3 separate regions of the Homo sapiens genome follow, and regions 2 and 3 are each linked to region 1. A link is a contact called in ENCODE Hi-C or POLR2A ChIA-PET data. All regions are on one chromosome and are shown on one strand. Each heading gives the region's core, a stretch centred on a gene start or an enhancer-like site at or near the end of the contact. The rest is flanking DNA. Distances are from core to core; before and after follow the strand shown. Region 1 holds the start of LINC02442 (long intergenic non-protein coding RNA 2442). Region 2 has its middle 85 kb from the start of CAND1. Region 3 overlaps LINC02421 (long intergenic non-protein coding RNA 2421).

Region 1 (3,549 bases), core at 550-3,049:
CTTCCCAGCAGAATCACAAATTCATTTAGGTACCTACTCCACCCCATGAACCTCAGGAGAAGCTGAGTTCCAGGAGTGGATGTTATTGGTCTAAACCTAGCATTATCTCTTTTTTCCAAGAATTAGCCAGAAATTCCATGTCACCCATTCTGGTCAGTAGGATGGAAGAAACGATTTTCTGGAAGTTTCTGGAAAAGCTTTTACACACGTAAGACACAGAAATACAGTTTCTCTCTTCCAGCTGATGGGAGTGAAGATGCTAGTACTTCAAGCCCTCCTGGTAGCCATCCTAGATCCTGATGGACCTGCCTGAGATGGTATTGATGGGAGGATAGAGAGGAAGAAGTTCCCAGGTCATTGATAAAATCACTGGGCAACTGGGTCAGCCAATTCTGAAGCTTGTCTTACCTCTGGACTTTCTTTTATGTAATCTAACACTTGTCCTAATTATTTGAGCCAGATAGAGTTTGGTTTTCTGTTCCTTGCTGCCAAAAGCATCCTAACTGACACAAAGAATTATTCCTCTTCCACATTTGTCTTCCTTTCACAGATGAAGAAATAGGGACCCAGAGAAGCCATATAATGTATGCCAAGGTCACACAACCATGATTAAATGCCTTTTTTGTGTGTGAGATGGGGTTTCACTCTGTCACCCAGATTGGAGTCCAGTGGTGCAATCTCAGCTCACTGCAACCTCTGCCTCCCTGGCCCAAGCGACTCTCATGCCCCAGCCTCCTGAGTAGCTGGGACTACAGGCATGTGCCACCACACCCAACTAATTTTTGTATTTTTGTGTAGAAATGGGTTTTGGTCATGTTGCCCTGGCTGGTCTCGAACTCCTGAGCTCAGGCAATCCACCCACCTCAGCCTCCCAAAGTGCTGGGATTACAGGCGTGAGCCACTGCACCCAGTCTGTTTAAATGCCAACTTTATAAACCTAAGATTAGTTGTAAAGGAAATTTTAGAGATGGCTTTCAACATAAGTTGGGTAGCAGATTTATAACAAAGTTCTGGCTGACATTTAGAATAGTGATAAGCTGAGTAATAATATTCAACAGGGAATCTCAGATAACTTCAAGGGGCCTTTTGGAGTCCTGGTGTTTCAATCCAGAAATTCCTTATCCTCTCAGCATTACGTCTGCCAAGCCTACACACCAAGAAACCTGGCCCTGGGATGTTCTAGACAACAAGAAGTTCCATTTAACCACATTCCTTTAAAGTCAAGGGCCAGACTTAGGAAGCCAGCTTCTTGCTTTCTCTCTTCAAGCCCCTACCCGGGTACTTCTAGAGTATGAGAATCAAGGTGCCCAGAAAACAGAAACCAGCAGCCCAAATTGGAGAGAATTTAGACCTTAAAATCTTCATGGGCTCAAAAATTTTCTCATTAGTATCTGCCTTCTGATCATAACGGTCCCAGAAAATTCAAAACATGTCTTGCGGATCTGAAGCCACCCTGCATCTCCAGTGTTAGCGTAGCTCAATCCCCTTTTGTTTTCTACGTTCTTCTCCTTCTCTTCTACCGTCTTTGTCCACACCTCCCACATGTCCACCATATCCAGCCTGGGAAAGGTGCAGCCATGGCTGGGCACGGGAAGGAAAAGGAGGAGTGATGTGCCGTCCCCTCCCCGAAGTCTCAGCCCCAGGGTGGGGTATTATTCTACTTCCTAATCCTTACATTTCTGCAGTGGTTCCTGTCTCTAAAGTCTTCATGTCTCCCTCCACCATGTTTCTTGATGACACCAGAGTTTTATTTGAGAAACATGGAAAAACTGGCCAGTGAGCCCCTCAACCCCAAACCACACCCCCTTTGTGTGGCAGCACAATTAATACGAAGTCCCAGTGTTTGTGTCTGTAGCCTATATTGTTTGCCGTCTGCCTTTGGGAGAGGCAGACCTCCTTCAGGGTCTATCAGCGGCACTTTATTGTTTGTATCTTCTATTTAAATTTTTAATACGGATACATTGATAATTTTAATTAAAAATAACTTTCTGCATTACTTCACAACCTGTTTCTTTTTTTTAGTTTGCGGTAATATGTTGAGAATAGTATGTGATACCTGTGGCAGGAGAGAGGAGTAGATTCCTTTTAAGGCAGTTAGAGGAACTCCTTGTTGTTCAGGCAAGCACCAAGGCAAGAAGCAGTGACAATTTTTCACTGACAGTGCCCCAAACTTGCCCTGCAAAGCTTAAAAGGAGACGCTGCTCTTTGAGGTCCACTGCTTGAATCCAAGGCATGTGCTATGCTTAGTGGAGTGTGTTTAGAGCTCCTTTTTCCAACATGCCAAAAAAAAAAAAAAAAAAAAAAAAGATGCTCATGCTACTTCTTGCTTTCTGTCTATTTCTTTCTTGCCCTTAGGCTTAAAAGTAAGCATGATGGAGAACAAGAGAGAAGGCGTGCCCTGGCAACCATTGCCAGGAAACAGATTTCACTGAAGTCATAAATTAGAAAGATAACCCACTTACCGGAGGTGGGTTCATATGCAATGCTGAAAAATCTGCCAGTATAGAGAATATTGCTACCTTTAGCTTCAGTTTTTTTAATCACTCATGTTTGATAATTATAAAGATGTTTAAAGAGGAAATCATGATGTATAATCCTATCACTGTGTAAGCTCTGCTGATACTTTTTCTCATATAAATGTTTTCTTATGTAAAAATAATAAATACACATGGTAAAACAAAAATCAGACAGAAATATACAAAACAGAAAGTAAAAGTCTACTTAACATATGCTTCCTGCTTTCTTTATTTTTTAAGCTTAAATTTGCCAAAGGAGCTTCCTACTTTCAAAAACTTCTTTACACACACATATATAAATGTGTGTTCTTTTTTATTATTTATGTAAAAGAGATAATGCTGCTCACTTTTTTGGTCTTATATCTTTATTTTTCACTTTTTGGAAATCTACATCAATATTTTAATTCTGCTCTATGACTACATCATATTTTATTGAACCAATCTGCTTTGCAAATGAATTGGTGGATATTGTTGTCAATGAATGATTAAAGGACTTCAACACATTAGAATTAAAATGAAGCTATGAAATCACCTCAATTACCATTTATGAATTTATTATCTCTACTTAACAAGTGTTTATTGAGCACCTAGTATATACCAGACATTTTCTTAGGTGCCAGGGATGTAAGCAGGATAATCATCTCTGAGTCAAATGGATCATAGCCTAAGTGGAGGGAGATAGCTCAGCAAATCAATAATTACTGTCACTGCTGAGATATGAATAACAAAAAATGCTGTAGCCACTGAGATTAGAAGCCCAGTGTAAGCTAAAGTTAAAGGGTTAATGAGGAGAAAATCTTGAGCAAGCCACATGTGGGAAGGCTTGAAGACATGAAGTAGCACAATGTATTCATGGAGGTGCAAGAATTTGGGGGTGGTCAGAGCACAAGTTTCGTGAGGGAATCCAGCCTAGGCAACAGAGCAAGAGCCCATCTCTAAGGCCTTTAAGCTAGAGACAGAGGCTGGGGTCAAAGCCATACCACAAACTTTATCCCAAAAGCCATAGGGAGTCATTGAGGTTTTAAGTACTGTG
Region 2 (3,549 bases), core at 640-3,139, 240 kb before region 1:
TGAATTGGAGGAGGGGACTGGTGGGAGGTCACTGGATCATGGGGGCAGGTTTCCTTCTTGCTGTTCTCCTGGTAGTGAGTGAGTTCTCATGAGATCTGATCGTTTAAAAGCATGTGGCACCTCCCTCTTCTTTTTCTTTCCTGATTCATCATGGTAAGATGTGCTTGCTTTCCCTTAGTCATCTGCCGTGATTGTAAGTTTCCTGAGGCCTTCTAGCCTCATGCTTCCTGTATAGCCTGTGGAACTGTGAGTCAATTAAACCTCTTTTCTTCATAAATTACCCAGTATCAGGTATAGCAGTGTGAGAACAGACTAATAGACTTCAATTAAAGATTTATTCTTGATAGGTCCAAAACTTTGGCTGATGGGGAAATGGGGCTGTCTAGAACGCCAGATACATGTTACAAGGGGAGGGAGGAAAGTAAGTGAGAGCATGTCTTATTCTTCTTCTGAACTGGTGAGGCAGTCATCTTAGCTGTCCATAGTGCTATGGACCACTGGAAAACAGCCCCTTTCTTAATGTCTTGGCCATCAGGAATGGTCATCCATCTGGCAAACATTTGCAGTTTGCCTACCACGTGTTAGATACAGCCTGGGGTGCTGGGGTTGCAGAGTCAAACTCTTAATCTTTTTTCAGAATGAACCTATGGCAGGTGAGAGGGGAAAACAAACCATTTTACCAGCATATGATGGGCACTGTGATGGAGTTATAAATAGGGTCTTGTAGGAGCATAAAAGCAAGGGGCTGCAGACTGCTTGGATGAGACAAGCGAAGGCAGCTCCTGAGCTGAAGTTTGAAAACAAGTAGGCATTACTCAGACTGTCAAAAGGCAGGCATTGGGCAAAAAAGCAAGAGCATATATGTAGTGTAGTGACTGAGGGTGCCTAGTGTATTTAGGGAAACCTTCAAGTAGCTCTGTATGCTGGAAGTTGAGTTTGTGTTGCAAGTGTGGAAGGTGAGAAATTTGCCTAAAATCAACTGATCAGAGGCTGGTGAACACTACAGGGAAAGGATTGGTGACAATTTAGATACATTTCTGAAACTTTTGAATTTCATAAAAGATGACCTCTCAGTGGCATTTTTTTTTTTTCAAGATGGAGTCTAGCTCTGTGGAGTGCAGTGGCGCGATCTTGGCTCACTGCAACCTCCACCTCCCAGGTTCAAGAGATTCTCCTGCCTCAGCTTCCCAAGTAGCTGGAATTACAGGCACCTGCCACCATGCCCAGCTAATTTTTGTATCTTTAGAAGAGGCGGCATTTCACTGTCTTGGCCAGGCTGGTCTCAAACTTCTGACCTTGTGATCCACCCACCTCGGCCTCCCAAAGTGCTGGGATTACAAGCTTGAGCCACTGTGCCCGGCTGACAATCAATTTTATACCGACAACTCTGTTTACTTTTGTATAATCTTACTGATAGGTTAGAACATGGCTATCTCATTGTGATGACAGATTGCAGGAGACAGTTGCTCAAATGATAGTATCGGTCTATCTTGGTCAAGTGTCTTAGCTATATGAATTTATCATTTAACACTAACAATACAAATGTTCAGCTGGTAAATAGCTCAAAGATCGACAGGAAGGTGTCTAAAACTACAGGAGTGTCCAAGCAAGCAAGGTTTCACAGTGAGGGAGGAAGTGGAATGAAAAGGGGGAGATGGCAGACTTGAAAAGAGCCCAAGAGTTTGGTTGTGGGCCAGTGAAGCATTTCAGTTTTCCGGATAGTTATGAAAACTGAAACTATGACTCCAAATGTGGGTTCAAAGGGAGGGTGGGATGCTGAAATATTGTTTTTGCTTTGTGTAGGCAGAGTTCCTGTCTCAAGAAGAGGTTTGGCAGTAACAAAGTTTAGCTATTCTGCTGGCCATCACTCCGGAAAGTGTTCCCACGAAGTGGCTGACTTAAAAAGTAAGCTTGACTAAGTATCATATCACATGAGCAGCACTGGAAAGAGGCAGAGCTGAGGGAAAGAGGGAAGCTTCTGTGTAGACGTCGACTTTACTCTTTGACCACCATACCTTGCCTTTCAGTTTGTGGGTAGCTTAGGAAACCGAAGTCAGACAACATAATTGGCTTTTGGGGGATAAGAATTGTGTCTTTCGGATGTTTCTCATAGTGCTTTACAGGATATACCCTCAAAAGAAGCTGAAAAAATTTTAAAAAGAAAGTCTGACACATTTCAATGCTGTGTTCAAGCCTTCTGTTTTCCAAAAGAGGCCATCAGGTATCACAGCAAATCACTTTTGTGGATTATAAAAGGAAGGTGACTTGCAGCTCTAAAATCTTAAATTCTCTGCTCCATGTTCTGTGTTTTATAAATAAGCATAATTGGTATTCAGAAAAGAAATCTGCAATCTCAGCCTACTTCAGGATGTTGGTGAGTTGACTAAGCTGTAAAACTCCTTAAAAGTCAGGATGTTTGGGCAGAGGAGGGCAAAATGTCTAGACAGAACAGAAGGTTTAAACTGCCCCTGGTGAAATTTAGTGGGAATTGACTTTAGCAGCTCTTCCTCCTGGGTGAATAGCTTGTGATTTGCGACTGTGAAGTGGTTGGACTGAAATGCTTTCTACTCTGAAGTTGTATGACTTTTTTTTTTCACATAGTGAATAGAGATATTGATGGAAAAGACATAACTATCAAGATAAAAGTGTGTTTTAAAATAATACTTTTAAGTATTCGACTGTATTCCTTTGTCCTTATGCAAACTAAACCTTGAGAAACAAAGACTGGTAAGATCTTGTGGAGAGAAAGTCAAATATTCCAATTCATTTGGCTTTGTTTGTGCCATATGTGTAAATAACTCCAACAAGATAGTCTGAGAAATAAGAGTTCATCTGGGAACATTCTTAGTCTTGTTATTAATGTTTTAAAATCCTTAGAACTCTTTTGCCAAATTCTGAGACTTAAAATGCAAAGATAAGGATGATTATTTTCAGAGCCAAGTGTGGAAATTATTCTTCTAGTATCTCTCTGTGTTCATGCGGTGCTATTGACTCTGGCAAAATGGGATCTCATATCTCTTTACTAATGAGAACTCAAATCTTCCCTGGGGACTGGCAACTTTAAAGGCTCATTACTCATATGTTTGATGTTATCTTTTGCTGGCAAATAACTGACGCTAGAGTCTTGAACATTTGCCTTTTAGGTTTGCTGTTTGCCCAACATTATGCTAATTCATCTGAAATGGAACTGTCAGCGGCTGCAGAATGTCTTTACCTTTCTTGAGAATTGAAGAAATTTATCTTCACTGGAAGCCTTAATACTAAGCACCCTTTTTTTTTTTTTTTTTTTTTTTTGGCGTTCTTGGTCTTTTCTTCCAGGAGGTGGCGATAGAACATCATAAATATCAAGGTACAAAATGCATGCGTTTTTGCCCCTCAAAGCCTCCCATTGTGGAGCTTATGACCAGCGTGAGTTACTATTCAAGATTTGAGCCTTGGGTGAGCTCTTTTATTGTAATATTTGACTTCCAAGTCATATCTGAAGAGAGAGCAGAAGTACTTTCAACTCCACTGATCACTTGTTTTTCCACTTAGCTTCTCATTTTCTGA
Region 3 (3,549 bases), core at 630-3,129, 130 kb after region 1:
GTGTTCGGAGTTTCTTCCTTCTGGTAGGTTCGTGGTCTTGCTGGCTCAGGAGTGAAGCTGCGGACCTGCACAGTGAGTGTTACAGCTCGTAAAGGCAGTGTGGACTCAAAGAGCGAGCAGCAGAAGGATTTATTGCAAAGATCGAAAGAACAAAGCTTCCACAACGTGGAAGGGGCCCCAAACAGGTTGCCACTGTTGGCTCCGGCAGCCTGCTTTTATTCTCTTATCTGGCCCCACCCATATCCTGCTGATTGGTAGAGCTGAGTGGTCTGTTTTGACAGGGTGCTGATTGGTGCGTTTACAATCCCTGAGCTACACACAAAGGTTCTCCACATCTCCACTAGATTAGTTAGATACAGAGTGTCAACACAAAGGTTCTCCAAGTCCCCACCAGAGTAGCTAGATACAGTGTCGATTGGTGCATTCACAAACCCTGAGCTAGACACAGGGTGCTGATTGGTGTGTTTACAAACCTTGAGCTAGATACAGAGTGCCAATTGGTGTATTTACAATCCCTGAACTAGACATAAAGGTTCTCCAAGCCCCACCAGAGTAGCTAGATACAGAGTGTCCATTGGTGCATTCACAAACCCTGAGCTAGACACAGGGTGCTGATTGGTGTATTTACAATCCCTGAGCTGGACATAAAGGTTCTCCACGTCCCCACCAGACTCAGGAGCCCAGCTGGCTTCACCCAGTGGATCCCGCACAGGGGCTGCAGGTGGAGCTGCCTGCCAGTCCCGCGCCGTGCGCCCGCACTCCTCAGCCCTTGGGTGGTTGATGGTACTGGGCGCCGTGGAGCAGGGGGCGTTGCTCATCGGGGAGGCTTGGGCCGCACAGGAGCCCACGGAGGGGGTGGGAGGCTCAGGCATGGCGGGCTGCAGGTCCCGAGCCCTGCCCCGCGGGAAGGCAGCTAAGGCCCAGTGAGAAATCGAGCGCAGCGCCGGTGGGCTAGCACTGCTGGGGGACCCAGTACACCCTCCGCAGCCGCTGGCCCGGGTGCTAAGCCCCTCATTGCCCGGGGCCGGCAGGGCCGGCCGGCTGCTCCGAGTGCGGGGCCGCGAAGCCCCCGCCCACCCGGAACTCCAGCTGGCCCGCAAGCGCTGCGCGCAGCCCCAGTTCTAGCTCGCACCTCTCCCTCCACACCTCCCTGCAAGCTGAGGGAGCCGGCTCTGGCCTTGGCCAGCCCAGAAAGGAGCTCCCACAGTGCAGCGGTGGGCTGAAAGGCTCCTCAAGTGCCGCCAAAGTGGGAGCCCAGGCAGAGGAGGCGCCGAGAGCGAGCCAGGGCTGTGAGGACTGCCAGCACGCTGTCACCTGTCAATAGTAAGTGGTTTGAAAACCATTTAGTATAAAGAAAGGTAGAAGAATCTAGGAATATTTAACCTGGAGAAGACAACTCTTGTTAGGAAAATGGCTGGAGCAATTCTAGGCTTTCCATGATATTCATAAAATCCAGAGCAAAAAAGAGCATTTCCCCAGTGCCTACCTCTTAAGAACAAAGAAACTTATTTCCTCAAAATTTCCGGGAAAGTTTTGGTGTTAGTCAGGGTCTTTCAAGAAGCAGATGTTAAGATGGACTGATATGTGCTCGGATTTTACTAGGGAAAATGAATGTGTAAATGGAAATAGGCAGGGAGCTGGGAAGGCTGCAAGAGCGTCAGGCACTGATGGAAATTTGACTTCAATTAAAGGAAAGGGAGAGAAAGGCCGAATGGAAGTGCCTTATACTGTGCAGTCGAAGCAAATCTTAGGGGAATCCTTCACCCCAAATCAGCTGACAAAGGAGTTGTGTCTCCCAGAAATTAGTCTGTCTTAGTATTCCTTAGGATTCACAAACTTGGGGATGGATTCCAAAGTGCAGCAGCTGGGGCCCTTGGTCAATTATGCTGCCATAGAAGGAGGTGTTCTGGGTGCATTCTCGTGACTGCTACTTCCCTCCTCACGTATCATTGGTCTATTATTAAATCAGTCCTTGTCTCAGGGGATTAATGACCTCATTGGCTGAGGCCTGAATTCTTGAGCCAATCACCCTGGCAAGGGGGCTGGAATTTCCCATAGGCCCATTAAGTCTACTGTCTGGGCCAGTTCCCCTGAAGCATGTGGGTTGTGGGGAGGAGGGACTGATGTCTAAATAAAAAATCTGGATATCTTTAGGAAGGGAAAAGGGAAGTCTCATCTATGATACTGAAATTTGAATCCCTATCTATCTGAGGGCAAAGTCTGTGTTTATTTATCTGCAACACGACACCTCTTAAAATTTATGGTGGCTACAGCTTTTAAAAGTTGTGGTTTTGGGAGCAGGAGGATGGGGTCAAATTCTAAGCCACTGAAAATCATCCTGTTATCTATGCCATATGTGTTGTCAAGCCTGGTTTTAAAGGCTTCATAAATTGTCGATGAGCTGGCATGTGCAGTAGAAATATAACCATCATAATAGCTAATAATTTTAGAGCAATAATGATGCGTCTGATACTGTATTTTATATCCATTCTCACACTTACTGCCCATGGTACCTATTAGATAAGCATCCTTACTAGTTGCAGTTTATCTAGGAGGACACTGAAGTCTTAGGGGGTTAAGGAACTTCCCTGAGAACACAGTTAAGAAGGTAACTGGCTGATTGTCTGATTGCAAAGTTGTAACAGCTCCTGTCCCTCCTCACAATTCTTACTCTATTGCTTCTCCAGCTTGTTTCAACAATGCTTTTAAACAATAAGTTTGCTTTTCAGGAGCCATCCTCTTCCAGGTGAGAGTGGGAGAGCTTTATGTTCTCTCAGGCACTGTATTAGTGGCACTCTACCAACATGGGCTTGCGATGGCCATTGAAGGCTCTTAAGACTGGCACAATGCCAACGGGAAGGGCAGGTTGCCCTCAATGTCCAGGAATTGTAGGTAGCCGAATACAGTGCAGTGCTTTGGAATTACAGCACTTGGCTGACCTTGTAAAGGGAACTGTTTTCCTTATCCATTTTGGTTGCTTAGCTATGTGTTAGTACACACCAAGATCATGTGGAGCTGGCACTTCAGGAACCGAAAGAAAGACAGACAAGGACCAAAATAACAAGGGCCATGCAGAGAATTCCACTGGTCATCTCAGTGACAACTCATATGATTACAGTAATCTTTACTGTGGGTGTGCCCTGCTTTAGGGAACATATGTTAACAACAGATAAATGAAGGAGTGATTATTCACTTTAAAAAGGCATAATGAATTTACAGAAGGATTCACTGGAAGAGTCTTTTAAATATCAATGAAATGCAAGTAAAATGCAATTTATTATACACAATATCATGTAATATGTTTTCAAGAGTACAGTCATTGGGTTAAGGGCTGTTTACATAATTATATTTTGAAGAAATATAATTCAGATAGCTTCCACAAGATCAAATTTCAATATATTTTCATATGTCTATACATCAAGATATATTCATTAGGGCCCTACTATGTGCAAGGCACTATAATATATTGACTCAGTAGGTCTAGGGTGGGTCCCAGATTCTGCCTTCCTAACAAGTCCCCAGACCACACTTTGAGTAGCGAGGGCTTCT

What was found. A loop is a pair of places that touch in the nucleus more often than their neighbours do. ChIA-PET counts read pairs that join two places held with the same protein, here RNA polymerase II (POLR2A). Pooled maps may share reads with other maps.
Region 2: a loop to region 1 is called in a map of Calu3, with 3 times the contacts of the local background. The contact joins the enhancer-like site here to the promoter of LINC02442 in region 1. A Hi-C loop is called at or near these places in 1 of 168 maps with a recorded cell type or tissue (Calu3) and 2 of 50 pooled maps. POLR2A ChIA-PET finds 5 or more read pairs at or near these places in 4 of 52 experiments (T-cell, activated CD4-positive, alpha-beta T cell, naive thymus-derived CD4-positive, alpha-beta T cell and 1 more).
Region 3: a map of lower leg skin shows a loop between it and region 1 (7-fold over the local background). The contact joins the enhancer-like site here to the promoter of LINC02442 in region 1. A Hi-C loop is called at or near these places in 1 of 168 maps with a recorded cell type or tissue (lower leg skin) and 1 of 50 pooled maps. POLR2A ChIA-PET finds 5 or more read pairs at or near these places in 2 of 52 experiments (GM12878 and activated T-cell).

What each region holds. Positions count from the first base shown.
Region 1 is chr12:67,588,191-67,591,739 of GRCh38, forward strand. LINC02442 (long intergenic non-protein coding RNA 2442) reads right to left here and starts at 1,800. Exons shown (of 3, transcript NR_183543.1): 1 at 1,676-1,800. RefSeq lists a silencer at 1,417-1,636.
Region 2 is chr12:67,352,707-67,356,255 of GRCh38, forward strand. No RefSeq gene overlaps it. Among named protein-coding and RNA genes, the nearest start is that of CAND1, 85 kb to the left of the region's middle. Within about 2 kb of position 1,890, at least 3 of the 41 ENCODE cell types and tissues checked have a DNase peak (open chromatin) inside an H3K27ac peak, as active enhancers do.
Region 3 is chr12:67,718,477-67,722,025 of GRCh38, forward strand. It overlaps LINC02421 (long intergenic non-protein coding RNA 2421), which reads right to left. Exons shown (of 5, transcript NR_110063.1): 3 at 1-65. Among named protein-coding and RNA genes, the nearest start is that of LINC02421, 9.2 kb to the right of the region's middle. Within about 2 kb of position 1,880, at least 7 of the 41 ENCODE cell types and tissues checked have a DNase peak (open chromatin) inside an H3K27ac peak, as active enhancers do.